Linked DNA regions of Homo sapiens: region 2 is linked to region 1. A link is a loop called in an ENCODE intact Hi-C map of the cell type or tissue named here. Cell type or tissue: right lobe of liver. All regions are shown on one strand. Links, peaks and the distances in the headings refer to the core of each region. The heading gives the core; the rest is flanking DNA.

Region 1 (16,351 bases), core at 4,067-12,066:
AAAATCCCTCCAAACCCAAGCCAAGGCCAACCCAGAATCAGGTGATGGAAATAAACAGCACCAGTTCCAAGCATGATGCACAGATCCTGTGCCAAGCGCTGTCCTGAGCCCTTGGCATTCCTGTTCACATTGGAATGTCACAGCAGCCCCATTAAGTGGGCTCCAATGTTTTCCTATAGTGGACTCTGGAGCCAGGCTGCCTGCATTCTAATCCCATCATTTACCAGCTGCAGAACCTTGAACAAATTACTTAACCTCTCTGTGACTCATAGAGTTAGTTCCGTCCGTCCGTCTGTCCGTCCCTCCCTCCCTCCCTCCCTCCCTTCCTCTCCTTCTCTCTCTGTCTCTCTTCCTTCCCTTCCCCTTCCCTTCCTTCCTTCCTCCTTCCTTCATTTCTTTTTTTTTTTTTTTTTTGAGATGGAGTCTCACTCTGTTGCCCAGTCTGGAGTGCAATGGCAATCTCAGCTCACTACAACCTCTGCCTCCCATATTCAAGTAATTCTCGTGCCTCAGCCTCCCGAGTAGCCGGGATTACAGGTGTGCGCCACTATGTCCGGCTAATTTTTGTATTTTTAGTAGAGACGGGGTTTCACCATGTTAGCCAGGCTGGTCTCGAACTCCTGACCTCAGGTGATCTGCCTGCCTTGGCCTCCCAAAGTGCTGGGATTACAGGTGTGAGCCACTGCATCTGGCTTATTTCCTTCTTTTGAGAGAGGATCTTGCTCTGTCGCCCAGGCTGGAGTACTGTAGCATGAACACAGCTCACTGCAGCCTTGACCAGGGCTCAAGTGATCCTCCTGCCTCAGCTTCCTGAGTAGCTGGGACCACAGGCGCAGACCACCACACCCAGCTAATTTTTAAAATTATTTGTAGAGACAGGGTCTTGCCATGTTGCCCAGGCTGGTCTGGACCTCCTGGTCTCAAGCGATCCTCCCATCTCAGCTCCCAGAGTGCTAGGATTACAGGCGTAAGTCATTTCTTTTTCTTTTTTTGGAGACAGAGTTTCGCTCTTGTTACCCAGGCTGGAGTGCAGTGCTGTGATCTCGGCTTACTGCAACCTCTGCCTCCTGGGTTCAAGCGATTCTCCTGCCTCAACCTCCCGAGTAGCTGGGATTACAGGCATGCCCCACCATGCCCCGCTAATTTTGTATTTTTAGTAGAGATGGGGTTTCTCCATGTTGGTCAGGCTGGTCTCGAACTCCCAACCTCAGGCGATCCGCCTGCCTCGGCCTCACCAAAGTGCTGGGATCACAGGCGTGAGCCACCGCATCTGACCGAGTCATTTCTGAAAAGTTCATTTGATTAAAAAACAAAACAAAACAAAACAAAAACGCCCTCATGGTAGCTTGAATTATTGTTTCCAAATCTCCACTTCCTCCTTGTTATAGAATTATACATCCATGACTGTACCATGTGACTTTACAGGTCCTCTTGAGTATGTCAAATACATTCCCTGACTCACTGATGTCAGGCTTGGTCATGTGACTTCCTGTGGCCAATAGGATGTGAGTCTCACACAATAAAGACGAGACCTGATGTGTCTGCTGGTGGAAGGATGCAGACCTAGGAAGTATTTTCACCAAAATAATTGAACCTGAAATTATTCGGCTTCCACGTGTAACTACTGGTGTACAGGAAAGGCAGGGAACAGAGGAATATGTTAAACAATGCCATAAAGAAGAATCGATCATATATAGACTGGGGTAGACTATCACGGGTGCCCAAACTTTTGTCTTCCCTGGGCCACATTGGAAGCAGAAGAATTGTCTTGGATCTCACATAAAATACCCTAATGATAGGTGATCGCTTAAAAAAAAAAGGTCCATGGCTGGGCGTGGTGGCTCATGCCTGTAATCCCAGCATTTTGGGAGGCTGAGGCGGGCAGATCACCTGAGGTCAGGAGATGGAGACCATCTTGGCCAACATGGTGAAACCCTGTCTCTACTAAAATACAAAAAATTAGCCAGGCATGGTGGCGTGCACCTGTAGTCCCAGCTACTCGGGAGGTTGAGGGTTGAGGCAGGGGAATTGCTTGAACCCAGGAGATGGAGGTTGCATTGAGCTGAGATCACGGCACTGCACTTCAGCCTGGCGACAGAGCAAGACTCTGTCTCAAAAGGTCTGTGTATAATTTTCGTGATATCTACTACCACAGATAAGCAAAAAAGGAGGTGGTTGTATCACTTGAGACCAAGAGTTTGAGACCAGCCTGGCCAAGATGGAGAAACCCCGTCTCTACCAAAAATGCAAAAATTAGCTGGGTGTGGTGGCGCACGCCTGTGGTGGCAGCTACTCAGGAGGCTGAGCCAGGAGAGTCGCTTGAACCTGGGAGGCGGAGGTTGCAGTGAGCCAAGATCATGCCATTGCACTCCAGCCTGGGCCACAGAGTGAGACCCTGTCTCAAAAAACAGACAAATAAAAAAAAGATAAGCAGAAGAGTCAGTCCATTTAAAGGGTTGGACACCCATGCTAGACCATGCTGTCCAACAGAACTTTCTATGATGATGGAAATGATCTGTATCTAAATTGTTCATGTGGCTACTGAGCACCTGTAATGTGGTGAGTGTGACTGAGGAACTGAATTTTTTATTTTTTCAGGTAGCTCTTTAATATTATCATTTCGAGACAGCATCTCACTCTGTTGCCCAGGCTGGAGTGCAGTGGTGTGATCATGGCTCACTGCAGCCTTCACTGCCCAGGCTCAGGTGATTTTCCCACCTCAGCCTCCCACGTAGGTAGGACTACAGGTGCATGCCACAGGGCCTGGCTAATTTTTTAATTTTTATTTTGTAGAGATGGGGTCTCGCTGTGTTGTCCAGGATGGTCTTCAAATCCTGGCCTCCCACCTTGGTTTTCCAAAGCATTGGGATAACTGGCATGTGCCACCTCACCCAGCCCTGACACAGAACTTCTGAGCTTCGTTGGGTTTAAAGTTTCTCTCTTTTCTCCTCTGTTTTTTTTTTTTTTTTTTTTTTTCAGACGGAGTCTCACTGTATCGCCCAGGCTGGAGTGCAGTGGCGCGATCTTGGCTCACTGCAAGCTCCGCCTCCCGGGTTCACACCATTCTCCTGCCTCAGCCTCCCAAGTAGCTGGGACTACAGGCACCCACCACCATGCCCGGCTAATTTTTTGTATTTTTAGCAGAGACGGGGTTTCACCGTGTTAGCCAGGATGGTCTCAATCTCCTGACCTCGTGATCTGCCCGCCTCGGCCTCCCAAAGTGCTGGGACCACAGGCGTGAGCCACCGCGCCCGGCCTCCTCTGTTTTGATGATGAAAGGCTGTCTTACTTTCTTGTAGCTTGCTGAGCGCCTGCACTGGAAGGAGTTTGGTGGTGTGTCCCAGGAATCCAGGAATTGGGAGAGAGGGTTGTCCCATCATAACGAGGATGGGGCAGTGATTAAGAACATTAGTTTTTGAGTTTGAGAGACCTGGGTCAAATCCAGGCTCTGTCACTTACGTGGCATATGGCTTTGGGAAAGCTACATCCTGTCTTTATGACTCAGTTTTTCCCATCTGTATAGTGGGATCATTAGTTCTTACCCATAGAGACTGTGGTATGGATTAATTAGATCAGGCATGTGAGTGCTTATCACAGTGCCTGGCCCTCGTCTGTTCAAAGTATTTGTTGCCATTTATTCATTCATTCAAGCATTTAATTTTTTTATTAGATAGAGAAGATATCTCAGTATGTTGCCCAGGCTAGTCTCAAACTCCCAGACTTAAGTAATCTTCCCACCTTGGCCTCCCAAAGTGCTGGGATTACAGGTGTGAGACACTGCACACAGCCTCATTCTAGCATTTATTTATTTTTTTAGAGATGAAGTTTTGCTCTTGTTGCCCAGGTTGGAGTGCAATGGCCCTATCTCAGCTCATTGCAACCTCTGCCTCCCAGCTTCAAGGGATTCTCCTGCCTCAGCCTCCTGAGTAGCTGGGATTACAGGTGCCCGTCACCACGCCTGGCTAATTTTTGTATTTTTAGTAGACACGGGGTTTCACCATGTTGGCGAGGCTGGTCTCCAACTCCTGACCTCATGTGATCCACCCACCTCAGCCTTCCAAAATGCTGTGATTACAGGCATGAGCCACCAAGCCTGGCCCTCATTCAAGCGTTTATGATGCGTCTGTTCTCTGCCAGATACCGGGACACAACTTAATCAGAATGGCCTCAGCCCATCGAGGGGCTCCAGCCTGGAGGGTGGATGTATGGGGCTCAGATGGACACTTTCACACCGAGTGTAGATGCGTGTGCCCACATCTATATATGCCCATGCATGTGTCAATGGCACACAGGCAGGTGTCATGTCACTAGCTGCCATCAACACACAAGTCAGTATCCACCCATGTGAATTCTGACAACTACATGTGTCAGTACATGCCATCGTGTTAAGATCTGTGTCTTAGCCTTAGGCGTGCCTTGATAGTAGCATGGTTACCGATGACGGCACGTGGACGCATGTTGGTGCCGATAGTGACTGATACTGACACCTGTACACACTGGGGTTCTTTAAAGAAGAGCAGCTGCCTTTAATAAAATGTGAGTGCTGGGCTGGGTGTGGGCTCATGCCTGTAATCCCAGCACTTTGGGAGGCCGCAGCAGGTGGATCACAAGGTCAGGAGTTTGAGACCAGCCTGGCCAACATGGCGAAACCCTGTCTCTACTAAAAATACAAAAATTAGCCAGGGGTGGTGGTGTACACCTGTAATCCCTGCTACTTAGGAGGCTGAGGCAGGAGAATCACTTGAACCCGGGAGGCGGAGGCTGCAGTGAGCTGAGATCATGCCACTGCACTCCAGCCTGGGTGACAAGAGCAAAGAGCAAGACTCCGTCTCAAAAAACAGACAAACAAACAAACCTTGAATGCTGAACTCATGTTTATGGTCATCACATGCATGTACGCAAAGGTCTCGTATATGTCACGGTTCCCTGTGCAGATGCTGATGTCTACTTGATGCTGATGCAGGTGACTGCCCTGGACAGCGGTGTGACGGAGACTGTGGCCCTAGTCCCCTGCTGGTGGCCTCAGCGTCTCCCAGGAGGAGAAACTCTCTACAGACTCTGGGTGGCCAAGGGGCCCCTCCCAGGCCCTGCACCCTCACCTCTCCTGCAGGCACCTTTTTTAGGGCTCAGTGAGTAGCTCTTGGAAGCTGGGAGGTATTTGCAAACTTATGGAGCTTCCGGTAATTAGTGGCTGAAGCCAGGGACTCCAGGCATTGTGCGATGCACGCATAGCTCTGGCAAGGAGGGGTTTCCTGTATCCTGTTCAAGTCCTCTTGTACAGGAAGAATCTGTTAACAATCATGGCAGGCCATCTTAGATAGAAACAACAAGAACATTGCACCTTTTTTTTTTCCACTCTGTTGCTCAGGCTGGAGTGCAGTGGTGTGATCATGGCTCACTGCAGCCTCAAATTCCGGGGCTCAAGCAATCCTCCTGCCTCAGCCTCCAGAGTAGCTGGGGCCACAGACGCATGCCATCACACCAGGCTAATTTTTAAATTGTTTTTTTGTAAAGATGGGTTCTCACTATGTTGCCAAGGCTGGACTTAAAATTCTAGGCTCTGACTGGGCCTGATGGCTCATACCTGTCATCCCAGCACTTTGAGAGGGCGAAACAGGTGGATCGCTTGAGCCCAGGAGTTGGAGACCAGACTGCGCAACACGGCAAAACCCTGTCTCTACAAAAAATACAAAAATCAGCTGATAGGAAACAAGCATAAGAAGAAGAAGAAGAAAAAAAAATTAGCCAGGCATGGTGGTGCATGCCTGTAGTCCCAGCTACTCGAGAGGCTGAGGCCAGAGAATTGCTTGAACCTGGGAGGTGGAGATTGCAGTGAGCTGAGATCATGCCACTTTACTCCAGCCTGGTGACAGAGTGAGACTCTGTCTCAAAATAAATAAATAAATAAAATAGGCCGGGCGTGGTGACCCACACCTGTCATCTCAGCACTTTGGGAGGCCGAGGGGGGCAGATCACAAGGTCAGGAGTTTGAGACCAGACTGACCAACATAGTGAAACCCCATCTCTACTAAAAATACAAAAAATTAGCCTGGCGTGGTGCTGCGCTCCTGTAGTCTGCACCTGTAGTTCTCAAATAAATAAATAGAAATAAATAAATCACCTTTTCTGCTGTCTTAAGGAAAGAAAATAAACAAAGCTACTAGGTTTAAGCAACCCTCCTGCCTCAGCCTTCCAAATGCTGGGATTACCAGGTGTGAGCTACTGTGCCTGGCTGCAGCATTTTATTTTATTTTATTTTACTTTATTTGATTTTATTTAGATTAGAGATGGAGTCTTGCTCTGTTGCCCAGGCTGGAGTGCAGTGGCGCGATATGGGCTCACTGCAACCTCTGCCTCCTGGGTTCCAGTGATTGTTGTGCCTCAGCCTCCTCAGTAGCCGGGATTACAGGCGCCCGCCACCATGCCCGGCTAATTTTTTTTTTTTTTTAAGTAGAGATGGGGTTTCACCATGTTGGCCAGGCTGGTCTCGAACTCCTGACCCCAAGTGATCCGCCTGCCTCGGCCTCCCAAAATGCCGGGATTACAGGCGTGAGCCACTGCGCCTGGCCTGTAGCATTTTAACTCACTCTGACTTTTCTGGGAAAGCAACTGTTACACATGGATCAAAGGAACGTAGCACCCTCTTTCGGGCAGAAGCTGATATTGGGAAAGTTCTCCACTTCAGAGAATTGTATGGCCCACGTCTACCCCTCTCATGGTATTTGAATCTCAGATGATCTATGCTGATCACTCAGCCTTGGCTTCTGCCGTAGTCTACATAGACATAGGAACGCTCTTATTTAGTTCTTATTTCAAAATGTTGACTCTAAAGAAAAACAGACTTTTGACTGAATATTGTCTTATTCACCTTAAATACAAACTTTTAATTCATCAAAAGAAGGGATATCTGACTCTGTATGTCTGTGAGCAGAATTGCATTCAAGCTTTGACCTGGCAGGACACCTCTTATCTATGAGAAATGAGAGGCTCACCCTTCATCAGCCACAATTCCGGCCAGGTGTGATGGCTCACGCTTGTAATCCCAGCACTATGGGAGGCTAAGGTGGGTGAATCAACTGAAGTTGGGAGTTTGAGACCAGCCTGGCCAACGTGGTGAAACCCTGTCTCTACTAATAATATGACATTTAGCCGGGTACGGTGGTGCGTGCCTGTAGTCTCAGCTACTCAGGAGGCTGAGGCAAGAGAATCGCTTGAGCCTGGGAGGTGGAGGTTGCAGTGAGCCAAGATCACGCCACTGCACTCCAGGCTGGGCGACAGAGCGAGACTCCGTCTTAACAAAACAAAACAAACACCCCCCCATCCACACACAATTCCAACTTCCAAATAACTCTGAAAAGGTAGAGATTGTTGTATAACTTATTTGGTGGCAAAACTTGACCTGAACTAACACAAGGCTATTTTGGCAATCTTCTATATTTACTCCACGTTTCTGTGAATAGCCCTCATTTCATTGCATAAATGTTGATGTGTTTGATTCCAGGAACTATCCTGAACCCAGTTGGGGCGTTACATTATATGTGCCATAGACATGTGGTACTTTTTTTTTTTTTTTTTTTAATGGAGTCTCACTCTCTCGCCCAGGCTGGAGTGCAGTGGCGCAGTGTGATCATGGCTCATTGCAGCCTCAACCTCCTGGGTCAAGTGATCCTCTTACCTCAGCCTCCTCCGTAGCTGGGACTACAGGTGCACGCCACGACGTCCAGCTAATTTTTAAAATTGTTTGTAGACACAGGGTCTTGCTCTGTTACCCAGCCTGGTCTCCAACTCCTGAGCTCAAGCAATCTTCCCACTTCAGCGTCCCAAAGTGGTGGGATTACAGGTGTGAGCCACTGTGCCCGGCCGATATGTCACTTAAAAAATCCAAACATGACTGGGGGCGGTGGCTCACACCTGTAATCCCAGCACTTTGGGACACTAAAGTGGAAAGACTGCTTGAGGCCAAGGGTTCAGGACCAGCCTGGGCAACATAGTGAGACCCCCATCTCTATCAAGGATGAAAAAATTAGCCGGTGTGGTGGCCTACACAGCATAGTCCAGCTGCTCGGGAGGCTGAGGTGGGAGGATCGTTTGAGTCCAGGAGTTTGAGGCTGCAGTGAGCCACAATTGCACCACTGCACTCCAGTTTGAGCAACAGAGTGTGGACCTGCCTCAAAATAATACTAATAATAGTAATCATAATAATAAAATTAAGGAGTTCTGAGACCATCATTTGGGAGCTGCTGGCAGCTAAGCCCTAACTAAGCCTGACACGCCCTCTCGTGGCAGAAATTAGGATGACTCTGATACTATACTTACATATGAGGGTCACATTGGCTACATATTTTAGTAGCCTGATTTCTTTTTCTTTCTCCTTTTTTTTTTTTGAGACGGAGTCTCGCTCTGTTGCCCAGGCTGGAGTGCAGTGGCGCGATCTTGGCTCACGGCAGCCTCTGCCTCCCAGTTTCAAGTGATTCTCCTGCCTCAGTCTCCAAAGTAGCTGGGACTACAGGCGGGTGCCACCACACCCAGCAAATTTTTTTTTTTTTTTGAGACAGAGGTTCGTTCTTTGTTGCCCAGGCTGGAGTGCAATGATGCCATCTCGGCTCACCGCAACCTCCGCCTCCTGGGTTCAAGTGATTCTCCTGCCTCAACCTCCCGAATAGCTGGGATTACAGACATGCGCCACCATGCCCGGCTAATTTTGTATTTTTAATGGAGACGGGGTTTCTCCATGTTGGTCAGGCTGGTCTCGAACTCCTGACCTCAAGTGATCCGCCCACCTTGGCCTCCCAAAGTGCTGAGATTACAGGTGTGAGCCACCACACCCAGCACCAGTAGCTAGATTTTACATACTAATATCTCCAATTCATTGAAAGATTATGTGCCAGAAACTGTTTTAAACATTTCACATCACATAATTTAAAGTTCTTTTAGACAAGGTCTCACTCTGTCTCCCAGGATGGAGGGCAGTGATGCAATTTCGGCTCACTGCAGCCTTGATCTCCTGGGCTCAAACAATCCTCCTGCCTCAGCCTCCTGAGTAGCTGGGACCACAGGCATATGCCACCACACCTGGCTAATTTTTACTTTGTCTTTTTGTAGAGACAGGGTCTCACTATGTTGCCCAGGCTGGTCTCGAACTCCTGGGCTCAAGTGATACTCTTGCCTCAGCCTACCAAAGTGCTACAGGTGTGAGCTACTGCACCTGGCCTGGCCTTTATGGTTTTAACCCGGGTTTCCGTTATCCTCAATATGATTACTTATTGGATCAATCTCTTGGATCAGCTTGGCTCCTACAGGGAGCAGATGCTGAGAGAAAGGTGGGAGTTGTCTCAGTTCTTCTCATGAGATGTATTTATTTATTTATTTTGACACGGAGTCTAGCTCCAGGCTGAGTGCAGTGGCATGATCTCAGCTCACTGCAACCTCTGTCTCCTGGGTTCAAGCGATTTTCCTGCCTGAGCATCCCGAGCGGCTGGGATTACAGGTGCGTGCCACCACGCCTGGATAATTTTTGTATTTTTAGTAGCGACGGGGCTTTGCCATGTTGGCCAGGCTGGTCTCGAACTCCTGACCTCAGGAGTGATCCACCCACCTCGGCCTCCCAAAGTGCTGGGATTACAGACATAAGCCACTGCACCCGGCCTTTATGAGATTTAATCTTCTGGAAGTGACTGAGTGACAACATGAAGTTGATGCCTTTGAAAGAATTGATTACCTACACTTCCTGAGAGACGGGCGCATGCCATGCCATGCAGGGGAAAGCACCAGGTTCGGTCAGCAGGTGGGAGAGAGAGGGAAAGCCTAGGCCAGGGCCTTTATTGCGGTTTCCATGGGAAAGGCAAGGCAGGGAAGGGGAAACAGCTCAGGATTGGCCGCTTTGAATGATGTCAGAGACTCAAGAATGCGCGGCTGGTCTTCAGTGGTCCAGTACCTGGCCCTGAGTGATTCAGGCAGATTGATGTGTGAGGGTCAGATAGAGGAGGTGGCTGGGGTATGAACTGGGGATGGAATGGAGGGTTTGTAATATGATTTTTGTATGCCTGTAAAGGATTTCGGGGGAGATGTTAACCACTTTGGCTGTGTAGGGGCAAAGAGGGAACACATCCTCAGTCACCCTCTGAAGGTTCACTGAAAATGAAGTGACAAAAGGCAGACTAGTAGAAGAAGGCAGCATATAAATGTATTTTTAACATGCATTGCCCAGGGGACTCACAGGAGACTGATTACCCAATAACCCAATGGGGTACAGATACTTCTTAGCCTTTTTCATAGGGGAAGGGGACATGGGGGAAATATGGCAATTTGCGTGATATTCAGTGATTTTTAGGGGGAAATGAATGGCCCTAATGCTCAGACAATGGTTAGTGTCAGGCCTCTGAGCCCAAGCTAAGCCATCATATCCCCTGTGACCTGCACGTACACATCCAGATGGCGGGTTCCTGCCTTAACTGATGACATTCCACCACAAAAGAAGTGAAAATGGCCTGTTTCTGCCTTAACTGATGACATTATCTTGGGAAATTCCTTCTCTTGGCTCATCCTGGCTCAAAAGCTCCCCTACTGAGCACCTTGTGACCCCCACCCCTGCCAGCCAGAGAACAACCTCCCCCTTTGACTGTAATTTTCCTTTACATACCCAAATCTTGTAAAACGGCCCCACCCCTATCTCCGTTCCCTGACTCTCTTTTCCGACTCAGCCCGCCTGCACCCAGGTGAAGTAAACAGCCCTGTTGCTCACACAAAGCCTGTTTGGTGGTCTCTTCACACGGACGCGAGTGAAATATTTTGGTGCCATGACTCCGATCGGGGGACCTCCCTTGGGAGATCAATCCCCTGTCCTCCTGCTCTTTGTCCCGCGAGAAAGATCCACCTATGACCTCAGGTCCTCAGACTGACCAGCCCAAGGAACATCTCATCAATTTTAAATCAGGTAAGCGGTCTCTTTTTACTCTCTTCTCCAACCCCTCTCACTATCCCTCAACCTCTTTCTCCTTTCAATCTTGGCTTCACACTTCAATCTCTCCCTTCTCTTAATTTCAGTTCCTTTCCTTTTCTGGTAGAGACAAAGGAGACGCGTTTTATCCGTGAACCCAAAACTCCGGCACCAGTCACAGACTCGGGAAGACAGTCTTCCCTTGGTGTTTAATTGTGTGGGGACGCCTGCCTGATTATTCACCCACATTTCAGAGGTGTCTGACCATGTGGGGATGCCTGCCTTGGTCCTTCACCCTTAGCAGCAAGTACCACTTTTTTGGGGGGCAAGAACCCCCCAACCCCTTCTCTCCATGTCTCTACCCCTTCTCCACTTTCCTGGGGGGTAATCACCCCCCACCCCTTCTGTGTCTCTACTCTCTCTTTTCTCTGGGCTTGCCTCCTTCACTATGGGCTACCTTCCACCCTCCATTCCTCCCTCTTCTCCCTGAGCCTGTGTTCTCAAAAACTTAAAACCTCTTCAACTCACACCTGACCTAAAACCTAAACCCCTTGTTTTCTTCTGCAACACCACTTGGCCCCAATACCAACTTGACAATGGCTCTAAATGGCCAGAAAACAGCACTTTCGATTTTTCCATCCTACAAGATCTAAATAATTCTTGCCGTAAAATGGGCAAACGGTCTGAGGTGCCTGATGTCCAGGCATTCTTTTACACATCGGTCCCTCCCTAGTCTCTGTTCCCAATGCAACTCGTCCTAAATCTTCCTTCTTTCCCTGCTGCCTGTCCCTCAGTCCCAACCCCAAGCATTGCTGAGTCTTTCCTCTTTCCAATCTTCCTTTTCTACAGACCCATCTGACCTCTCCCCTTCTCCCCAAGGCTGCTCCTCACCAGGCTGAGCTAGGTCCCAATTCTTCCTCAGCCTCTGCTCCCCTACCCTACAATCCTTTTATCACCTCCCCTCCTCACACCTGGTCCGGCTTACAGTTTTGTTCTGTGACTAGCCCTCCCCCACCTGCCCAGCAATTTCCTCTTAAAAAGGTGGCTGGAGCTAAAGGCATAGTCCAGGTTAATGTTCCTTTTTCTTTATCCCAAATTGGATAGCGTTTAGGCTCTTTTTCATGAAATATAAAAACCCAGCCCAGTTCATGGCTCGTTTGACAGCAACCCTGAGATGCTTTACAGCCCTAGACCCTAGAAGGTCAAGAGGCCGTCTTATTCTCAATATACATTTTATTACCCAGTCTGCTCCTGACATTAAATAAAACTCCAAAAATTAAATTCCGGCCCTCAAACCCCGCAACAGGACTTAATTAGCCTCGCCTTCAATGTGTACAATAATAAAGTATAGGCAGCTAAGTAACAATATATTTCTGAGTTGCAATTCCTTACCTCCACTGTGAGAGAAACCCCAGCCACATCTCCAGCACGCAAGAACTCCAAATGCCTGAACCGCAGCAGCCAGGGGTTCCTCCAGAACCTCCTCCCCCAGGAACTTGCTACAAGTGCTGGAAATTTGGCCACTGGGCAAAGGAATGCCCACAGCCTGGGATTCCTCCCAAGCTCTGTTCCATCTGTGTGGGACCCCACTGAAAATCGGACTGTTCAACTCACCTGGCAGCCACTTCCAGAGCCCCTAGAACTCTGGCCCAAGGATCTCTGACTGACTCCTTCCCAGATCTTCTCGGCTTAGCAGCTGAAGACTGACACTGCCCGATCATCTCAGAAGCCTCCTGGACCGTCACAGATGCTCTAGGTAACTCTCACAGTGCACCGTAAGTCCGTCCCCTTCTTAATCAATACAGAGGCCACCCACTCCACATTACCTTCTTTCCAAGGGCCTGTTTCCCTTGCTTCCATAACTGTTGTGGGTATTGACAGCCAGGCTTCTAAACCTCTTAAAACTCCCCAACTCTGGTGCCAACTTAGACGATACTCTTTAAAGCACTCCTTTTAGTTATCTCCACCTGCCCAGTTCCCTTATTAGGCCGAGACACTTTAACTAAATTATCTGCTTCCCTGACTATTCCTGGGCTACAGCCACACCTCATTGCTGCCCTTTTCCCCAGTTCAAAGCCTCCTTCACATCCTCCCCTTGTATCCCCCCACCTTAACCCACAAGTATAGGACACCTCTCCTCCCTCCTTAGCGACCCATCATGCACCCCTTACCATCCCATTAAAACCTAATCACCCTTACCCCACTTAATGCCAATATCCCATCCCACAGCACGCTTTGAAAGGATTAAAGCCTGTTATCACTCTCCTGCTACAGCATGGCCTTTTAAAGCCTATAAACTCCCCTTACAATTCCCCCATTTCACCTGTCCTAAAACCAGACAAGGCTTACAGGTTAGTTCAGGATCTGTGCTTTATCAACCAAATTGTTTTGCCTATCCACCCCATGGTGCCAAACCCATATACTCTCCTATCCTCAATACCTCCCTCCACAACCCATTATTCTGGATCTCAAACATGCTTTCTTTACTCTTCCTTTGCACCCTTCATCCCAGCCTCTCTTCGCTTTCACTTGGACTGACCCTGACACCCATCAGGCTCAGCAAATTACCTGGGCTGTACTGCCGCAAGGCTTCACAGACAGCCCCCATTACTTCAGTTAAGCCCAAATTTCTTCCTCATCTGTTACCTATCTTGGCATAATTCTCATAAAAACACCCATGCTCTCCCTGCCAATCGTGTCCGACTGATCTCTCAAACCCCAACACCTTCTACAAAACAACTCCTTTCCTTCCTAGGCATGGTTGGATACTTTTGACTTTAGATACCTGGTTTTGCCATCCTAACAAAACCATTATATAAACTCACAAAAGGAAACCTAGCTGACCCCATAGATCCTAAATCCTTTCCCCACTCCTCTTTCCGTTCCTTGAAGACAGCTTTAGAGACTGCTCCTACCCTAGCTCTCCCTGACTCATCCCAACCCTTTTCATTACACACAGCCGAAGTACAGGGCTGTGCAGTCGGAATTCTTACACGAGAATTGGGACCGCGTCCTGTACCCTTTTTATCCAAACAACTTGACCTTACTGTTTTGCCTAGCCCTCATGTCTGCATGTGGCGGCCACTGCCACCCTAATACTTTTAGAGACCCTCAAAATCACAAACTCTGCTCATCTCACTCTCTATGGTTCTCATAATTTCCAAAATCTATTTTCTTCCTCACACCTGACACATATACTTTCTGCTCCCCGGCTCCTTCAGCTGTACTCACTCTTTGTTGAGTCTCCCACAATTACCGTTGTTCCTGGCCCGGACTTCAATCCGGCCTCCCACATTATTCCTGATACCACACCTGACCCCCATGACTGCATCTCTCTGATCCACCTGACATTCACCCCATTTCCCCATATTTCTTCTTTCCTGTTCCTCACCCTGGTCACACTTGGTTTATTGATGGCAGTTCCACCAGGCCTAATCGCCACACACCGGCAAAGGCAGGCTATGCTATAGTACAAGCCACTAGCCTGCCTCTTAGAACCTCTCATTTCCTTTCCATCGTGGAAATCTATCCTCAAGGAAATCACTTCTCAGTGTTCCATCTGCTGTTCTACTACTCCTCAGGGATTATTCAGGCCCCCTCCCTTCCCTACACATCAAGCTTGAGGATTTGCCCCCACCCAGGACTGGCAAATTAGCTTTACTCAACATGCCCCGAGTCAGGAAACTAAAATACGTCTTGGTCTGGGTAGACACTTTCACTGGATGGGTAGATGCCTTTACCACAGGGTCTGAGAAGGCCACCACGGTCATTTCTTCCCTTCTGTCAGACATAATTCCTTGGTTTGGCCTTCCCACCTCTATACAGTCCTATAACAGACCGGCCTTTATTAGTCAAATCACCCAAGGAGTTTCTCAGGCTCTTAGTATTCAGTGAACTGATGGTCTTTTAAAAACACACCTCACCAAACTCAGTCACCAACTTAAAAAGGACTGGACAGTACTTTTATCACTTTCCCTTCTCAGAATTCGGGCCTGTCTTCGAAATGCTGCAGGTTACAGCCCATTTGAACTCCTGTATGGACAATCCTTTTTATTAGGCCCCAGTCTCATTCCAGACACCAGACCAACTTGGACTGCGCCCCAAAAAACTTGTCATCCTTACTATCTTCTGTCTAGTCAACTCCTACTCACCGTTCTCAACTACTCATAAATGCCCTGCTCTTGTTTACACTGCTGGTTTACACTGTTTCTCCAAACCATCGCAGCGGATATCTCCTGGTGCTATCCCCAAACTGCCACTCTTAACTCCCTCTTAAAGTAAACAAATAATCTTTGCTGGCAGGGCTATGCTGAACCTCCTTAGGCACTCTCTAATTGGATGTCCTAGGTCCTCCCAATTCTTAGTCCTTTAATACCTGTTTTTCTCCTTGTCTTATTCCGTTCTTTTTTCAATTCATACAAAACCGTACCCAGGCCATCACCAATAATTCTATATGACAAATGTTTCTTCTAACAACCCCACAATATCAACTGTTACCACAAAAATCTTCCTTCAGCTTAATCTCTCCCACTCTAGGTTCCCATGCCACCCCAATCCTGCTCAAAGCAGCCCTGAGAAACATCGCCCATTATCTCTCCATACCACCCCCCAAAATTTTCACTGCCCCAACACTTCAACCCTATTTCGTTTTATTTTTCTTATTAATATAAGAAGACAGAAATGTCATGCCTCTGAGCCCAAGCTAAGCCATCATATCCCCTGTGACCTGCACGTACACATCCAGATGGCCGGTTCCTGCCTTAACTGATGACATTCCACCACAAAAGAAATGAAAATGGCCTGTTCCTGCCTTAACTGATGACATTATCTTGTGAAACTCCTTCTCCTGGCTCATCCTGGCTCAAAAGCTCCCCTATTGAGCACCTTGTGACCCCCAACTCCTGCCAGCCAGAGAACAACCTCCCCCTTTGACTGTAATTTTCCTTTACATACCCAAATCTTATAAAACAGCCCCACTCCTATCTGCATTCGCTGACTCTCTTTTCAGACTCAGCCCGCCTGCACCCAGGTGAAATAAACAGCCTTGTTGCTCACACAAAGCCTGTTTGGTGGTGTCTTCACACGGATGCGAGTGAAAGTTAGTAAATAATTTTCTTTGCCAGTTGAATAAGATGGAGAGCAGACAGTGGTTTGGGATGCAGTTTGCCTGGCTTTCAGTTGTGGTGTTTTATTTTCAGCCTTTTTCTCTGTGATGTAAGTTTTTCTTTCTCTTTTTTTTTTTTTTGAGACAGAGTTTTGTTCTTGTTGCCAAAGCTGGAGTCCAATCTCCAGTGCGATCTCAGCTCACTGCAGCCTCCGCCTCCTGGGTTCAAGTGATTCTCCTGCCTCAGCCTCCCGAGTAGCTGGGACTACAGGCGCATGCCACCACGCCTGGCTAATTTTTGTATTTTTAGT
Region 2 (16,351 bases), core at 1-8,000, 210 kb before region 1:
AGCCAGGGGAAGAGATGATTCCAGAAAGGAAAGTCTGAGAGATAGAAGGCGGTTGGGAAGGGGAGGAGGAGGAAAGGGGAGAGGAACGGTGGGAGAAGGGAAAGAGGAGGAGGAGGGGGAGGGGGGAGCAGAGGGAAGACACATGCCAGCCCTGCCTACTGGGGCGCCCCTGATAACAAAGGAACCAGCCCCAGGCCAAGGCCACCTGCCCCTGACCACAAGTTGAATTTGTCACTCAGACTGCAGTGTTTCCCAACATTCTAATTATTTGCAGAGGTGTTCAATTTGGGGTAATTCACTTAAAATCCAGTTTTGGTTCTTCTGGGCTGAGTGGGCCCTGGCCCCTCCCATAGGCTGTGGCTCCCCTGGGTGCCCCCTCTCCAGTGGAGCTGACCCACCGCTCAGCGCTGGCCTTGCAGCCCTTACTAAAAGACTTGAAAGTCCCTGGGTTCACCCCCTGAGTGAATTAAAGGCCAGAGGGGCCCCGAAGGGCACTGTGAGGGACAGAGGCTCACCTGGGCAGTGCAGAAGCCGGCCGCGTGTCCCTCCTTACAGGGGATGAAATGACCTGGGGAGGAAACCCCAGCCCTGCCCTGGAGGTTCCAGAGTAGGCGGGCCGGTGCTGTGAGGCTTCACAACCTGCTGTCCCAAGCACGCTTGAGTTGTATGTGAGTCTGTGCCGTGCCGTGCCGTATGCTTCAGCTCCTGCAACCCCGGCTGAGCTCGATTTTTACCTAAATATCAGTCTCCACGGGACCCCACCTTCATTCATGCCTTCTTGTCCCTGGGGCAATGTGTGTGCTTCCTCGTCCCAATTTCCATTCCCTGGCAGTGAGGAGCCCATCGTGCCAGGGGGCCCTGCCCCACTTGTCCCTGGGAAGGAATAGGAGGGTTTGGGTGTGACCTCACAGTCCAGACCAGACTGTCCCAGTCCTATGTCAGGGACACCCAGATGTAGAAGCTGACTGAGACCTGCTGCAGGGCGTGGGTGCTCCCCTCTGCTTGGAGGCTGTCCCTGGACAGTGACCCACCCACTGAGGACCAGGCTGGGTGTACCTTGAGCTGGGCACAGCAGCCTGTGGTGTTGCCTGTGGGTGGGGAGGGCCCCAGGTGTGCTTCTCCCGTAGCAGTCCTAGGCTTCTCTCCCTGTGCCCTGTGTCACCTGGATCCTCCAGTAAAGTGAAATTCAGCACTGTACTCTCTCTGTGCTCTGGGCAGTGGGGCAGGCGGGGTGTGGGAGCGTGGGCCACAGATGTCCACGGTCTTGACTGTGGTTTGCCCAGAATACCTGGGAACTGTCCTGTCACTGGTTTACATACACTGTCCTTTGCTGCTTCGGGATCCCTGCCTGGCTCTCCCTACCCCCCAGCATCATCTCACCCCTTGCAGATCTGAGCCAGCTTCCACTCCCACCCCTGATGCCTCCCCACTTCCAGCCTCAGCTCCGAAGCCCCTGGACACCCATGGAGACCCCGCCCAGCCAATCCCCACCCTAGCTTCCACCCAGATACACTCTGCCAGGCCACAGCTGCAGGCACTCTCCCCCCAGCCTCCACCCCTCACCTGTGCCCTGGACCTCAGACTCAGCTTTCCATCCTACCTGAGTTTTCTGCCTCCCTCCATCCTGTGTCCCCCCACCATACATGGCTGCCAGAGACGTCCTCTTAGAAGTCACACCTGGGGTCTGATTGCGTCCCTCGCCTCCCCAGATCCCCCAAGGTCTCCTTCCTGTGCCGTCATATCTGCAGTTCTTAGGACTGTCTAGACATGCTTTGTTCAACTAGGTAATCACACGGGGTAAATTGGATTTAAATGTAATTAAGATTAAATAAAAATACACATGCATGTCCTCAGTCTTCCCAGCCACGTCACAAGTGCTCAAGAGCCACACGTGGCCAGTGGCTACCGCATTGCACGGTGCTGGTGCAGGACATGGCCATCGCATGCAGCTCTCCCTCGCAGCTCAGGTCTACACACTCCACCCCCATCTCACCCTCTGCCTTGTTTCCCACTGCCCTCTCTGTGTCTCCTGTGGCTTCAGCCACCCAGGTCTCTGGGACACACCAGGCATATTCCTGCCTCATGGCCTTTGCACTGCTCTTCCTGCAGCCTGGAGTGCCCTTCCTTGGGCTATAGGCGTGGCTCCAACCTTCATGTCACTCAGACCTTTCTTCAAATGCCACATTCCTAGGGAGGGCTTCCCTGACCACCTATAAAAATGTAACTCTTTGTGGCCGGCCAGGCACGGTGGCTCATGCCTGTAATCCCAGCACTTTGGGAGGCCGAGGAGGGTGGATCACGAGGGCAGGAGTTCAAGACCAGCCTGGCCAAGACGGTGAAACCCCGTCTCTACTAAAAATATAAAAATTAGTCTGGTGTGGTGGTGCACACCTGTAATCCCAGCTACTTGGGAGGCTGAGGCAGAAGAATCGCTTGAACCTGGGAGGCAGAGGTTGCAGTGAGCTGAGATCGTGCCACTGCACTCCAGCCTGGGTGACAGAGCAAGACTCCGTCTCAAAAAAAAAAAAAAAAAAGGAACCCTTTCTGCACTTCCTCCCTTTATTTTTCAGAGCTATGACTGCCCCCTGGCACACCGACTGTACTTGTCAGGGAGGTTAATAGAGGAAATTGGTGACTGGGGTATTGCAATCAGGAAGTGCAAAAACAGGGAGATCGTTTTGTCCCAATATTAGCAATGCAGGGAGCTGCTCCCTCCCGAGGGCTGGAGGAGCCACTTGGGAAAGGCTGGTGATCAGAGCCCTAGTGTAGGACTGCCAAGTTCCACGCACGGGGCCGGCTTGCTTGAGGAGAGACCCGGGAGCCCCTGGTTCACCGCAGTGACCGCCAGCTGCTGCTGCCACCACGGCCTGAGCATTCCCCCAAATGGCGTCCCTTTCCTCCTGCTTTCAAACTCCCCCCAGCGCCCCGTGGGCTTGCAGCAGCAGCAGCCCCTGCAGAGGGCCCTGAGCGGTGGCTGTGGGGACCTATGCGGCATGGGGGCAGGTGGGCGTGGCGGGGAGAGGCGCGGCAGAGCGGCTTAGGGCCAGCTCCGTAGGGAAAAAGTGTGGCTTGGCCTTTCCCCTTCGTGTCCCCAGCCCCAACACCGTGCCTGGCACGCGGCGGCGGCTGTTATTTGTTGAATGACTGACGGTCGGAATGAACCACGCGGACTGGGTGAGTCAGATCCCAGATAGGCCTGGTGGGGAATGTGCTGGAAAGAAACATTGTTTTCATTCCCTCATTCCTGGAGGGAGTGCTCCGGCGGGGATGGGGAGGAGTGTTTGGGGTCGAAGGAGCAGCCGCGTAAAGGCCTTGAGATCCTGCAGGGAAGGGTCCCGGTGCACAGAGACCAGCACAGGCTGCAGCAGCCGGGTCTGTCCCGCGCGTGGAGCCTCTGGCGACGGGTGGAGCGGAGCGCGGTTGCCCCCTCCTGGGAGAGAAGGCGACTGTCTGGGAGGAGCCCTCAGCGCCATCCGCGCAGTCCATGAGATTTATCCAGGGCTGGCGCGTCCCAGGCCCTGTTCTTGGTGCAGGAAACAGGACCCTCCCGCAGGGAGCATGCGGTGGGGAGGCTGGGGTTACGCTCCCTAGATGAGGACGAAATCCATGCATTAGGGGGTGAGACCTGCTGGGGGACAAAAGTCCGGCAAGCAGGGGGCCCGAGGAGGGCCGGGGCAGGAGAGGGTTTGCAGTCGTCATAAACGGGCCTGGGAAAGTGGCCTGGGAAGCCCTCACTGAGAAGGTGACAAGTGTAGTGGCGCGATCACGGCTCACTGCAGCCTCGAATTCCTGGGCTCAAGCGATCCTCCCACCACTTCAGCCTCCCTCTAGAGTAGCTGGGACCACAGGCACGCGCCACCAAGCCTAGCTACTTTTTGCATTTTTTGTAGAGACGGGGTCTCTGAATGTTGCAAAGACCCGAAGGACGTGCGGCCGGCGGTTGCCTGGGGGAAGTCCATGACCGGGGTGTAGGAAGAGCCAGGGCAAAAGCTTCCCAAGCCAAGGGTATGACTGTAGGGGGTTATTAGCGTGTAATTACTGCCCCTCCCATGCCAGGCTAAGTGCTGGTGGAGTGGAGGCAGTGACGCCAAAGAAGGCCGCCTGCCTCCATGGTGGTCGCTGTCTGGCTGGATTTTCACCTGAGGCAGCAAATGAGCATGAAGAGGTCCCTGGAGTAGGGCGTGCAGACTGGCAGGGCCTCAGGGCCTCGTTAAGCGCTGGGGAGCCATGGGAGGGATTTGAACAGGAGAGGGAGAGGTTTATGCTTTAGGTCTGTCGTGTGCAGGGTGCAAGGCTGGAGCAGGAGGAGGCTGGGGCGGGAACCTAGGGGACAGGCCTAAGGCTGGACCGGCGCAGGGTGGTGGGGATGGCAGGAAGTGGTTGAAGAGTTTTCAGGAGCCTGATTTCAGCTGACCAGGTGACTGGCGGGCTGAGGTTGTGTGTGTATGTGTTTGTGTCTCTGTGTGGATCTGGGGGTGGACACATTCGAATGTATATGTCTGTGCGTCTTTATTGGCTCTGTAGAGAGGAGGGCAGGATGAAGGAGGGAAGAGGATGAAGGCAGATTTTCACCCTCATTTCCCAGATAGAGAAACCGAGGCTCAGAGAGGCAAGGAAGGGAGCTGGAACCCACGTTTGTCTTACTCTACGGCTCCCTCGAATAATCGGCCCTCCCGGCCCCAGGGGAGGGACGGAATGGTCCTCCCCCAAGGATGAGGCCAAGGTATCCTGGGGTCCAGACCCCAGACCCTCCCTCACCTCTTCCCTCTCCCCCCTCCCCCGCCACCTCCCCACCGCGAAGAATCCCGGGGTCCAGACCCTTTCCCCTAGAGGCTGAACTTGTCTTGGCCCCTCGGCCTGCTTAAGCGGGAAATGAGCGATCCCCAAACTCTGGGAATGTGGCCACGTCCTAGAACTGCGCCGCAGACGACGACCCTTCCCTTTGCCCCCGCAACCTACGACTCCAGAGCAGGGGAAGAATCCGCGCGAGTTGCGATGCCCGCTGATTCCACCAGGAGGCACCCCAGTTCCGCCGTTTAAAATCGTGGGGCCACGGCGCTTTCCCCAGCGCTTTAAAGGGACAACCCTCCCTGGTCTTTGAACGCCAGGCTGGGGAAAGCGGACTTTCCTGCAGGACAGCGGTTCTCAAAATCAGGTCCTGGACCTGCGTCAACGTCTCCTGGGAACTAGATACACATTCTCGGGCCCACCCTAGACCTACAGAACCCCTTTGGGGGTGAGGTCCAGCAAGCTGCATTTTCAAAGGACCCCCAGGTGCCTGCGATGCGGGACTAGTTTGAGAACCACGGCTGTGGCGTCTGATGGTCTCTAGGACCCCTAGGGTCGCGGTTGTGAGCCCCGGCTGCCCATTGCTTGGAATCACCGGGGAGCTTTAGGGACTGTTGCTGCCCCAGCCGTGCCCTGCACCATTCAGAGATTCCGAGAGCGGCTGCCGAGATCTGCAGGCTGGACATGGGCTCTGGGTCATTCCAGGGGCAGCCGGGGTGGGCACCGCTGCCCTGGGGTCCCTGTCAGGGCTGAGGTGTGCAGTGAAGAGCTGGCCGCCGCTGATACGTAGCAGAAATAAGACGAGATGACCTCACAAACACATCACACCCTCTTCAGTCCCCTGGGCAGTGCTGGCAGGAAAGCTCTGCTGTGATCCCCATTTCCCATGAGGATGTGGAGGCACTGAGAGGTCAAGTAATCAGCCCAAGGTCACACAGCTTGCAAGGGGCAATGCTGGGGGAGTCAGGCAGCGGGGCTCCAAACCCCTCCTCCCATCTCTAACCATTTCCTCTTCTCTTGTCACACCCAGTGAGCCTGGGAGGGGGACCCAGAAAGCCCCCCTCCCCCAACCCCTATCTCAGGGTAGCATCTCTTCCCTTCATGTCTGTGTTCTGGAATCACCTGTGGCCTCTCATTTTTCTCTTTAGTGACAGTGAGGGGTGGCTGGACTGGTCCAGATGAAGGCTGATTTGGAGTCAAATCTCTGGTTTTCTGGGGCGTTTGAAACCATACCCCAGAGGCATCAACTGGCTACCTCAGGGGAACTGGCCCTGCAGGCTCCATTTGAAACCCCCTTGATTTGAAAATATTGACGCCTCTGTTCGCATCTCATCTCAAGTTACCCAAGGGCTCCTTGCACCCCTGGGGCCTCACTGGATGTCACACTGAAGATGCTGGGAATGGAACGCAGAAAATAGTATGTCCACTCAAGGGGGAAACAGAGACTCTAGTGGGAGACAGATTTGCCCAAAGTGTCAGGGATACTCAGAGGGGGTGGGAGGATCAAAACCTTGTGTGTGATTGACACGTGTGTCTCTTGAGTGTATGTGTGTGTGTACACTTAGGGGTGTGTATGTGAATCCATGTCTGAGTGTCCCAGTGTGCATACAGGTGTGTGCTCACCCCTCAGCCATTAGGGTGTGTATGGGTGTCCGTGTCTATGTGAGTGAATGTGTGAGTGTGTGCATGAGTAGGTGTATGTGTCTGCACATAGTGTGGGTGTCTGTATTGATCTGTGTTTGTGCATAGGCTTGTATGCATGTGTGTGTCTAGACTGATGAGTCTTGGAGCATGGTGTTTAAAATTGTGGGTTTAGGAGTTTGTGAATGCTTTTTTTTTGAGACGGAATTTTGCTCTTGTCTCCCAGGCTGGAGTGCAATGGTGCAATCTCAGCTCACTGCAACCTCCACCTCCCAGGTTCAAGAAATTCTCCTGCCTCAGCCTCCTGAGTAGCTGGGATTACAAGCACCCACCACCACGCCTGGCTAATTTTTTATTTTATTTTTTTTTTGAGACGGAGTCTCACTCTGTGGCCCAGGCCGGAGTGCAATGGCGCAATCTCGGCTCACTGCAAGCTCCGCCTCCCGGGTTTGTGCCATTCTTCTGCCTCAGCCTCCAGAGTAGCTGGGACTACAGGCGCCCGCCACCACACCTGGCTAATTTTTTTGTATTTTTAGTAGAGACGAGGTTTCACCATCTTAGCCAGGATAGTCTTGATCTCCTGACCTCATGATCCACCCACCTCGGCCTCCCAAAGTGCTGGGATTACAGGCGTGAGCCACCGCACCCGGCCCAGTCTGCTTTTTAGAAAAGTCTCCTGGTTCATTAGAAAATGAAGATGTGTCAAATCATTTCAGCCGCACCACTGAACGGTGGTATAGTTTAATCAGTGACATTTAGCAAATGATGGCTTTAATACACACAAAATGTAAAGCAACACAACCACCGTGGTGCACGAGATGATTGGGTTCATAAAGAGTGAGGATTTCTAGCACACCACAGGCTGGCATGGGCTCAAGTTTTAAGCATCAAGGTGGCTTCACTGTGTTGGCAAAACAGCCCGGGCCCTGCAAATGCCCACAGATAGGAGAGTGGCCAAGTGAACCATGGTCCAACCACACAAGGGTTCTTCTGCAGTCTTGAAAGGACGGACTGGAGAGTTTCCACTGGGACCTTTTGAGTGAACACAGTGAGATGCAAGAAAAGTTCATACACTATGACCCTTTCCCCTTTATTTGATAAAAAATGAAATACTCCCAACAACTTCTGTACGTATCTGCATAGGTGTCTGTATTAGGATTTATTGTTATTATTATTATTATTTTGAGACGGAGTCTCACTCTGTTGCCCAGGCTGCAGTGCAGTGGCACGATCTCGGCTCACTGCAACCTCCGCCTCCTGGGTTCAAGCGATTCTCCTGCCTCTGCCTCCCAAGTAGCTGGGATTACAGGTGTTCCCACCGCCACACCCAGCTAATTTTTGTGTTTTTAGTAGAGACGGAGTTTCACCATGTTGGCCAGGCTGGCCTCAAATTCCCGACCTCAGTTGATTTCGCCCGTCTGGGCCTCCCAAAGTGCTGGGATTACAGGTGTGAGCCACTGCACCTGGTTGTACCTTTCCTCTTACTAGGACCCAGTCATTGGATCTACAGCCCAACCCAATTCGGCATGATCTCATCTTCACTGAGATTCTGAGTGGACATGAACTTTGAGAGACACAATTCAACACAGCACAGCCCTGTTCTAGAAGCTGGGGGCACACCAGAGCAGAACAGATAGAAAGGCCCCACCCGCAGAGCTGATGGTCTGTTAAAAAGACAAGGACAATAAACGGGGTAAAGAAATAAGCTATCTATTGTGTCAACCTGAAAAAAAAGACATCAGAGAAAAATGTCTTCTGATAGCAGGAATGTATTCAGGAGTAAGCACAAAGGATTGTAATCCAGGATGCAGGGCTATGGCAAGCCACAGATGCGTCTGAGGAGGGGGGACAAAGAGAGGCTTTTCCTGGCCAAAAACAGAAGCTCACATAAGCTGTTTGAAAGCAGAGTTTCTTGATTTCAGAGGCTCAAAACCAGAGTTGGCGTGATTGGTGGAGATGCTGTTACCGGGTAGGTGTTCTTTTTTTTTTTTGAGATGGAGTCTCGCTCTGTCATCCAGGCTGGAGTGCAGTGGTGCGATCTTGGCTTACTGAAACCTCCGCCTCCCGGGTCCAAGCAATTTTCCTGCCTCAGCCTCCCGAAGAGCTAGGATTACCGTCACACAACACCATGCCCAGCTGAATTTTTTGTGTGCATTTTTTTTGGTTTTGTTTTGTTTTGTTGAGATGGAGTCTCGCCCTGTCCCCCAGGCTGGAATGCAATGGTGTAATATCGGCTCACTGCAACCTCCGCCTCCTGGGTTCTAGCGATTCTCCTGCCTCAGCCTCCCACGTAGCTGGGATTACAGGTGCACGCCACCATGCCTGGCTAATTTTTGTATTTGTAGTAGAGACGGTGTTTCACCATGTTGGTCAGGTTGGTCTTGAACTCCTGACCTCAGGTGATCCACCCACCTCAGCCTCCCAAAGTGCTGGGATTATAGGCGTGAGCCACCGTGCCTGGTCCTTTCGTGTGTATTTTTAGTAGAGACGGGGTTTTGCCATGTTGGCCAGGCTGGTCTTGAACTCCTGACCTCAAGTGATCCGCCTGCCTTGGCCTCCTTTGCAAAGTGCTGGGATAACAGGCATGAGCCACTGCACCCAGCCACTTCCAAGTATTTTTAATGCATATAAAGTATATATGAATAGGTGCATTTTTTCCTTACTTTCGACATAAATAGTAGCATCCTATGCATAATGATCCTTACTTTGCTTTTTTCACTTAACATTGTAGCTTGGACATCTTTATCAGCACATTGAGATCTTCCTCATGCCTTTTTTTTTCTTTTTAACAATTGTGTAGTATTACACTGTGTGAATGAACCATATTTGAAAATCAGTCCCATTATTGGACATTCAGGTTGTTCTCCATCTTTTCTCTTATTTTCTTTCTTTTTTTTTTTTTTTTTTTTTTTGAGACGGAGTCTTTCTCTGTTGCCAGGCTAGGGTGCATTGGTGCGATCTCAGCTCACTGCAACCTCTGCCTCCCAGGTTCTAGCAATTCTCCTGCCTCAGCCTCCTGAATAGCTGGAATTAACAGGCGCATGCCACCATGCCCAGCTAAGTTTTGTATTTTTAGTAGAGATGGTGTTTCATCATGTTGGCCAGGCTGGTCTTGAACTCCTGACCTCAAGTGATCCTGCCTCAGCCTCCCAAAGTGCTGGGATTACAGGCATGAGCCACCGCGTCTGGCCTGAGTTGCTGTGTATAAAAGAAAGCAAGGAGGCTGGCAACTCATCATGGTTTTAATAATATCTCTGATGATGAATGATATTGAGCATCTTTTTATGTGCTTTGAATGAACAGACATATTTTTAGAATCTAGCCTTAGTTTAAGTTTGTAGCTATATGAAATAAAGATATGAAACTCTTGCATCCCCCAATTAAAACATTTTCCTTAATTTTAATAGTGAATCTTTACATAGAGCCAACAAGGTGTCCTATTTTGGCCCCAAGGGGGCTGTTCCAAACACTTTGTATGAATGAACTCATTTCATCCTTACAGCATCCTCACATGGATGATAATTATAGCTTACATTTATTGGGTACTTGTGATGCACCATTCTAAGACCATTACTTGAATTGACTTCTTTAAGCCTCACCTCTTTATGAGTTTGGTACTAGTCTAATAGTTACCATTTTATAGATGAGGAAACTGAGGCACAGAGAAGTTAATTAATTACTTGTCCAAAGCCACACCACCAGGAAGTGTTGACACCCAGGGAGTCTGACTGCTGATATGACATTCCTTTGTGTGTGTGTGTGTGTGAGTCAGGGTCTTGCTCTGTCGTGCAAGCTGGAGTGCAGTGGTGCAATCACAGCTCACTGCAGCCTCGAACTCCTTAAAACCAATATTCTAACTTTAATAAGCAAAACGTTCTACAGTGAAATGGTAATGATATATGTGCAGCAGAATGATGGGTGATTTTCTCCCCATATTTATCAAGTTTTTCTACAGTAATCATACATCACTTTTGTGGTCAGATAAAGAATGTCTATGGCTGGGCTCGGTGGCTCACGCCTGTAATCCCAACACTCTGGGAGGCTGAGGCAGGTGGATCACCTGAGGTCAGGAGTTCGAGACCAGCCTGGTTGACATGGTGAAACCGAGTCTCTACTAAAAATACAAAAATTAGCCAGGTGTGGTGGCACGTGCCTGTAATCCCAGCTACTGAGGAGGCTGAGGCAGGAGAATCATTTGAACCCGGGAGGTGGAGGTTGCAGTGAGCCGAGATCATGCCATTGCACTCCAGCCTGGGCAACAAAGCGAGGCTCTGTCTCAAAAAAAAAAAAGTCTATATAAATGGTGCTAGGGAAAAAAACAAAACAAAAGCAAGTAGACTAAGTAGGGTGGGATGGACGTGGAGCATTTTAATGGAAATACTGGGTTTAGCCAAGGGGAGGGAAAAAGAGGAAAGATGTCCAAATGATTCATTTTTCTCTTCAACCTCTAAGCTAAAAACTTTTCCCCGGGGTGAGTGGGTGGCCCTGAAAGATGGCCTCATTCCTGCAGAAATCTTGTTTCAGTTGGCAAAAAATCTCTCTACTCTTGGATCATACGTTTCTGTTCCTAATTAGGGTGACCCCTCGGTCCTAATGTCCTACCTAACCTATTTCCTTGCATTTAGGGCTTAAATTTATGTAATTCTTTTTTTCTTTTTGTTCTGTTTTTGTTTTTTTGAGACAGAGTCTCACTCTGTCGCTCAGGCTGGAGTGCAGTGGTGCAATCTCGGCTCACTGCAACCTCCGCCTTCTGGGTTCAAGTGTTTCTCCTGCCTCAGTCTCCCGAGTAGCTGGGATTACAAGCGCCCACCACCACGCCCGGCTAATTTTGTATTTTCAGTAGCGATGGGGTTTCATCATGTTGGCCAGGCCTGTCTGTAAATGTATGTGATTCTTATTTCCTTTGTGTGACATCTTCCAAGCCCACAAGACGATAAGATTCCGCCCATAACAAGAGAATATGATCTCTCTCCACATAACACAATGTAAACTCTTCATTACGTTTATTAAATTTGGCTTGCCAGTTTTTCTCCTGTGTTACCTCTTCAAGTAGATATTTATAACTTTTGTCAAACATAAATATACATTTAGAATTCGAGAAATATGATACAAACCTTCTTTAAAAAAAAATAAAGAGACTCATTTGTTCTCTTTCTTTTCTTTGGCCAAGGATTTCAGACAAAAATCAGGAATCATCACCAGCCAAGACTGTGTTCAGACCACGTGACGTCTTCCAGGCACCAGGAAGAAATACGACCAACCTCCGTAACAAATGAGAGAAACTTCACCTGACTGTGTTTTGTGCATTTGGTTTATGAGTCGTTTTAAAAACGTGTACTTTTACTGCTGCGTTCAGGTTTTCAGCCATAGAATATTCTAGAAAAAAATAGTGATAACATTTATTTCACCGCTATAACCCTGAATGTGTAGCTGTGTTTTTTAAAAAAACATTTTTTTACAATTGTAGAATATGTAACATGCCTCCAGAAACGTGCCCTAAACACAAATATATAATTTGGCAAATAATTACATAGCAAGTCCTATGTTACTGTCATCTGATCTAGAAATCATCGTCCTCCCAGAAGCCCCTCATGTGCTCTGGCCATCTCAAATCCCTCCCTGCCCCAGGGATAAATAACATCCTGTTTTGTGATAAACGCTGCCTTTTCTATACACGTGTATGCTTATTAACAAACTATGAATTTCTCCACACGGTAGATTTGATTATGTTTGAATCTTACATGAATGTAATCCTATTGGTGGATTGTTTTTAATGTATGTGTGTGTGTGTTTCAGAAAAAATACATTAAGAAAAGAAAAGGACATGGGGCCTCTCGGTTTCCTGGCCACAATTCCTCACTTGGAATGTTGTTCCCTCACTGTAGAGAGTGGAGACAGCTGCTGGCGTTTTTTCTGTCAGAAGGAAATTCAGGGCCTGCAGCTGTGGCTGTAACCCGACCACCACCCCCGCCTCCCGCCCCAGCTCAAAGGAGAACACATCTCTTCTCCCGCCGCATAATCCTAAGGTTTTATTGGTTATTTCCAGAGAGAGAGAGAGAGCTAACTCAGAACGGCCCAGGATAGAGTTGCTAGGATTGTGGCATAAAACTACTGGACTTTATGTTCTTAATGTTTTGTTTGTTTTTTGAGACGGAGTCTCGCTCTGTCACCAGGCTGGAGTGCAGTGGCGCGATCTCGGCTCATTGCAACCTCCACATCCCAGGTTCAAGCAATTCTCCTGCCTCAGCCTCCCGAGTAGCTGGGACTACAGGTGCCTGCCACCACGCCTGGCTAATTTTTGGATTTTTAGTAGAGACGGGGTTTCACCATGTTGGCCAGGATGGTCTTGATCTCTTGACCTCATGATCCACCCGCCTCGGCCCCCCAAAGTGCTGGGATCACAGGCATGAGCCACTGCACCCGGCCGTTTTTAATTTTTTATCTTACAAATAGACACAGGGTTGGTGGGAGGGCAGGTGTCTCCCTATGTTGCCTAGCCTTGAACTCTTGGCCTCAAGCAATCCTCCCATCTCGGGCTATTTTATTTTATTTCATTTATTTTATTTTATTTTTTGAGACAGAGTCTTGCTCTGTCACCCACGCTGGAGTACAGTGGTGTGATCTTGGCTCACTGCAACCTCCACCTCCCGGGTTCAAACGATTCTCCTGAGTCTCCTGAGTAGTTGGGATTACATGCATGGGCCACCATGCCTAGCTAATTTTTGCATTTTTAGTAGAGACGGGGTTTCACCATGTTGGGCAGGCTAATCTCGAACTCCTGACCTCAAGTGATCTGCCCGCCTCAGCCTCCCAAAGTGCTGGGATTACAGGCGTGAGCCACTGCAACCAGCTGACACTGTAACTTTTGAAAAGCATCATATTTTATTTATTTTTTGTTTTTTGAGACGGAGTCTCACTCCGTTGCCCAAGCTGGAGTGCAGTGGCACAATCTTGGCTCACTGCAAGCTTCGCCTCCCGGGTTCACGCCATTCTCCTGCCTCAGCCTCCCGAAGAGCTGGGACTACAGGCGCCTGCCACCACATCCGGCTACATTTTTGTATTTTTTTTTTAGTAGAGACAGGGTTTCACCATGTTAGCCAGGATGGTTTCGATCTCCTGACCTCGTGATCCACCCGCCTCAGCCTCCCAAAGTGCTGGGATTACAGGGGTGAGCCACCGCGCCCGGCCATATTTTCAAACAAGTTAAGAAGTCACACCTGAATCCAAGCAACATAGATGTCTGTAGGGCATCAGCCACCAGCCCTTCTCAGCTCTTCATTTGAAAGACCGGAAAATAGAGAACGACCTGCATAGCCATCCATAGGGGACTCGGTAATTAACCTATGGCAGTGGCTGTCACATGTGTTTGATCATGATCCGTGATAAGAAATACATTTTGCTGTGACCTAGGAGACACACACACACGTAGATATAATAGAAAATAAAGCCAGGCATGGTAGCTCACACCTGTAATCCCAGCACTTTGGGAGGCCGAGGCGGGCAGATCACCTGAGGTCAGGAGTTTGAGACCAGCCTGGTCAACATGGTGAAACCCTGCCTCTGCTAAAAATACAAAAATTAGCCGGGCATGGTGGCATGCACCTGTAATCCTCGCTGAGATCGCACCACTGCACTCCAGCCTGAGTGACAGAGCAAGATTCTGCCTCAATTAAAAAGAAAAGAAAAGAAAAGAAAAAAAATAATTTAAAAAAGGAAACTCTGCAGCAAGAAGGGGCTCTCACAGAACAAATTGGACAGAGCCAGCCAGGTTGAGTCACAGAACCACCATGATGGGTTGTTGCAACTGACTCAGGAGGAAACATCTAGGCGGGATCCCAGAGCCCCCTGGACTTTCTTTGGGTTCAGTGTTTATGGAAACTCTGTGGGTTCTCACTGAACATACACAGCAGGGCAAAATAAAAACTCAAAGGTGAAACACAGCGGAAGAGGATGGAAGGAGAACCCTAAACTGGAAGTGCAGAGATGGAGGGGAGGGTTGGGGCTGCAGGGATGCTTTGTCATGGAAACCACAGTGCCAGTTGTTGCCTTGGAAACCACAGCACATCGTGTTGTCATGGAAACCACTGTAATGATTCCTGTTAAGGGTGCTTGAACTATTTTTAAATCAGCTAGCAATCACTGTGGCTCTTTAATGGGAGAGCAGGCAGGCAGCTGACTCCACTTCACACACACACGCACACACACATATACACACATAGTTGTACCTTTATAATATTTAGGCTGAGGCAAAATTAATTGCAGTTTTTGCCATTGAAAGTAATGGCAAAAACATGGCCAGATGCAATGAAATGGCTCATGCCTGTAATCCCAGCACTTTGGGAGGCTGAGGCGGGAGGATCACTTGAGCTCAGGAGTTTGAGAGCCTGGCCAACATGATGAAACCCTATCTCTACTAAAAGTACAAAAATTAGCCAGGTGTGGTGGTGCACGCCTGTAGTCCCAGCTACTTGAGAGGCTGAGGCAGGAGAATTGCTTGAACCTGGGAGGCAGAGGTTGCAGTGCGCCACTGTACTCCAGCCTAGGAGACAGAGCAAGACTCTGTCTCAAAAAAAAAAAAAAAAAAAAAAAAAAAAAAAAAAAAACCAGGTGTAGTGGCTCATGCCTGTCATCCCAGCACTTTGGGAGGCTGAGGCGGGTGAATCACCTGAGGTCGGGAGTTCGAGACCAGCCTGACTAACATGGAGAAACCCTGTCTCTACTAAAGATGCAAAATTAGCCAGGTGTGGTGGCACATGCCTGTAGTCCCAGCTACCTGGGAGGCTGAGTCAAGAGGACTGCCTGAGCCCAGGAGATGAAGGCTGCGGTGAGCTGTGATTAAGCCACTGCACTCCAGCCTGGGTGACAGAGTGAGACCCCATCTCATAAAATAAAATAAAATAAAATAAAATAAAATAAAATAAAATAAAATAAAAATTGTGGAATATTCCAAACTCAAAGTCAAGAATAGAGAATTGACTGGGCACGGTGGCTCATGCCTATAATTCCAGAACTTTGGGAGGCTGAGACAGGAGTTGGAGACCATCTTACCCAACATAGTGATACCCTGGCCCTACAAAAAAATTTTAAAAATTAGCTGGGCGTGGTGGTGCATGCCTGTGGTCCCAGCTACTCAGGAGGCTGAGGCAGGAGGCTCGCTTGTGCCCAGGAGGTTGAGTCTGTAGTGAGTTGTGATCCTGCCACTGCACTGTAGCCTGGGAGATAGAGCAAGATCCTGTCTCAAGAAGAAAAAAAGCTGGGTGTGGTGGCTCATGCCTGTAATCCTAGCACTTTGGGAGGCCGAGGCGGGCGGATCACGGGGTCAGAAGATCGAGACCATCCTGGCTAACATGGTGAAACCTCATCTCTACTAAAAATACAAAAAATTAGCCGGGCGTGGTGGCGGGCACCTGTAGTCTCAGCTATTTGGGAGGCTGAGGCAGGAGAATGGCGTGAACCCGGGAGGTGGAGCTTACAGTGAGCCGAGATCGCGCCACTGCAAGCCAGCCTGGGTGACAGAGCGAGACTCCGTCTTAAAACAAAACAAAACAAAACAAAGTACAAAAATTTGCCAGGCATAGTGGCGGGTCCCTGTAATCCCAGCTACTTGAGAGGTTGAGGCAGGAGAACTGCTTGAACCCAGGAGGCAGAGGCTGCAGTGAGCCGAGGTCGCGCCACTGCACTCCAGCCTGGGTGACAAAGTGAGACTCAGTCTCGAAAAAAAAAGAATTGATATTTATATAACTAATCCTCATGCATCCCGTGCCATTCTTCATCAAATCTTAATACTATGCTAAATTTATTTACACCTTTTTTTTTTTTTTTTTTTTTTTTTTAGCATTATTGGCTGGACTCAGCAGCTCATGTCTGTAATCCCAGCACTTTGGGAGGCCGAGGCAGGCGGATCACTTGAGGTCAGCAGTTT

Evidence for each region. A loop is a pair of places that touch in the nucleus more often than their neighbours do. Peaks named below come from ENCODE experiments on the same cell type or tissue, not always from the same donor. Only the 100,000 strongest peaks of a DNase experiment are listed, where the experiment ranks them.
Region 2: it touches region 1 in a loop (2.7-fold over the local background); 72 of 110 quality-filtered maps call a loop at or near these places.

The regions. Positions count from the first base shown.
Region 1 is chr19:46,272,870-46,289,220 of GRCh38, reverse strand. No RefSeq gene overlaps it. Among named protein-coding and RNA genes, the nearest start is that of HIF3A, 16 kb to the left of the region's middle. In right lobe of liver, for the core only: CTCF peaks have their summits at 6,640 and 8,278 (motif pointing left); DNase peaks (open chromatin) are centred at 5,220 and 8,280; H3K27ac peaks cover 322 bases.
Region 2 is chr19:46,476,689-46,493,039 of GRCh38, reverse strand. PNMA8B (PNMA family member 8B) reads left to right here. Exons shown (of 1, transcript NM_020709.3): 1 at 1-1,849. Among named protein-coding and RNA genes, the nearest start is that of PNMA8B, 11 kb to the left of the region's middle. In right lobe of liver, for the core only: CTCF peaks have their summits at 3,418 (motif pointing left) and 5,009 (motif pointing right); a DNase peak (open chromatin) is centred at 5,039; H3K4me3 peaks cover 1,772 bases; H3K27ac peaks cover 397 bases; H3K27me3 peaks cover 1,875 bases.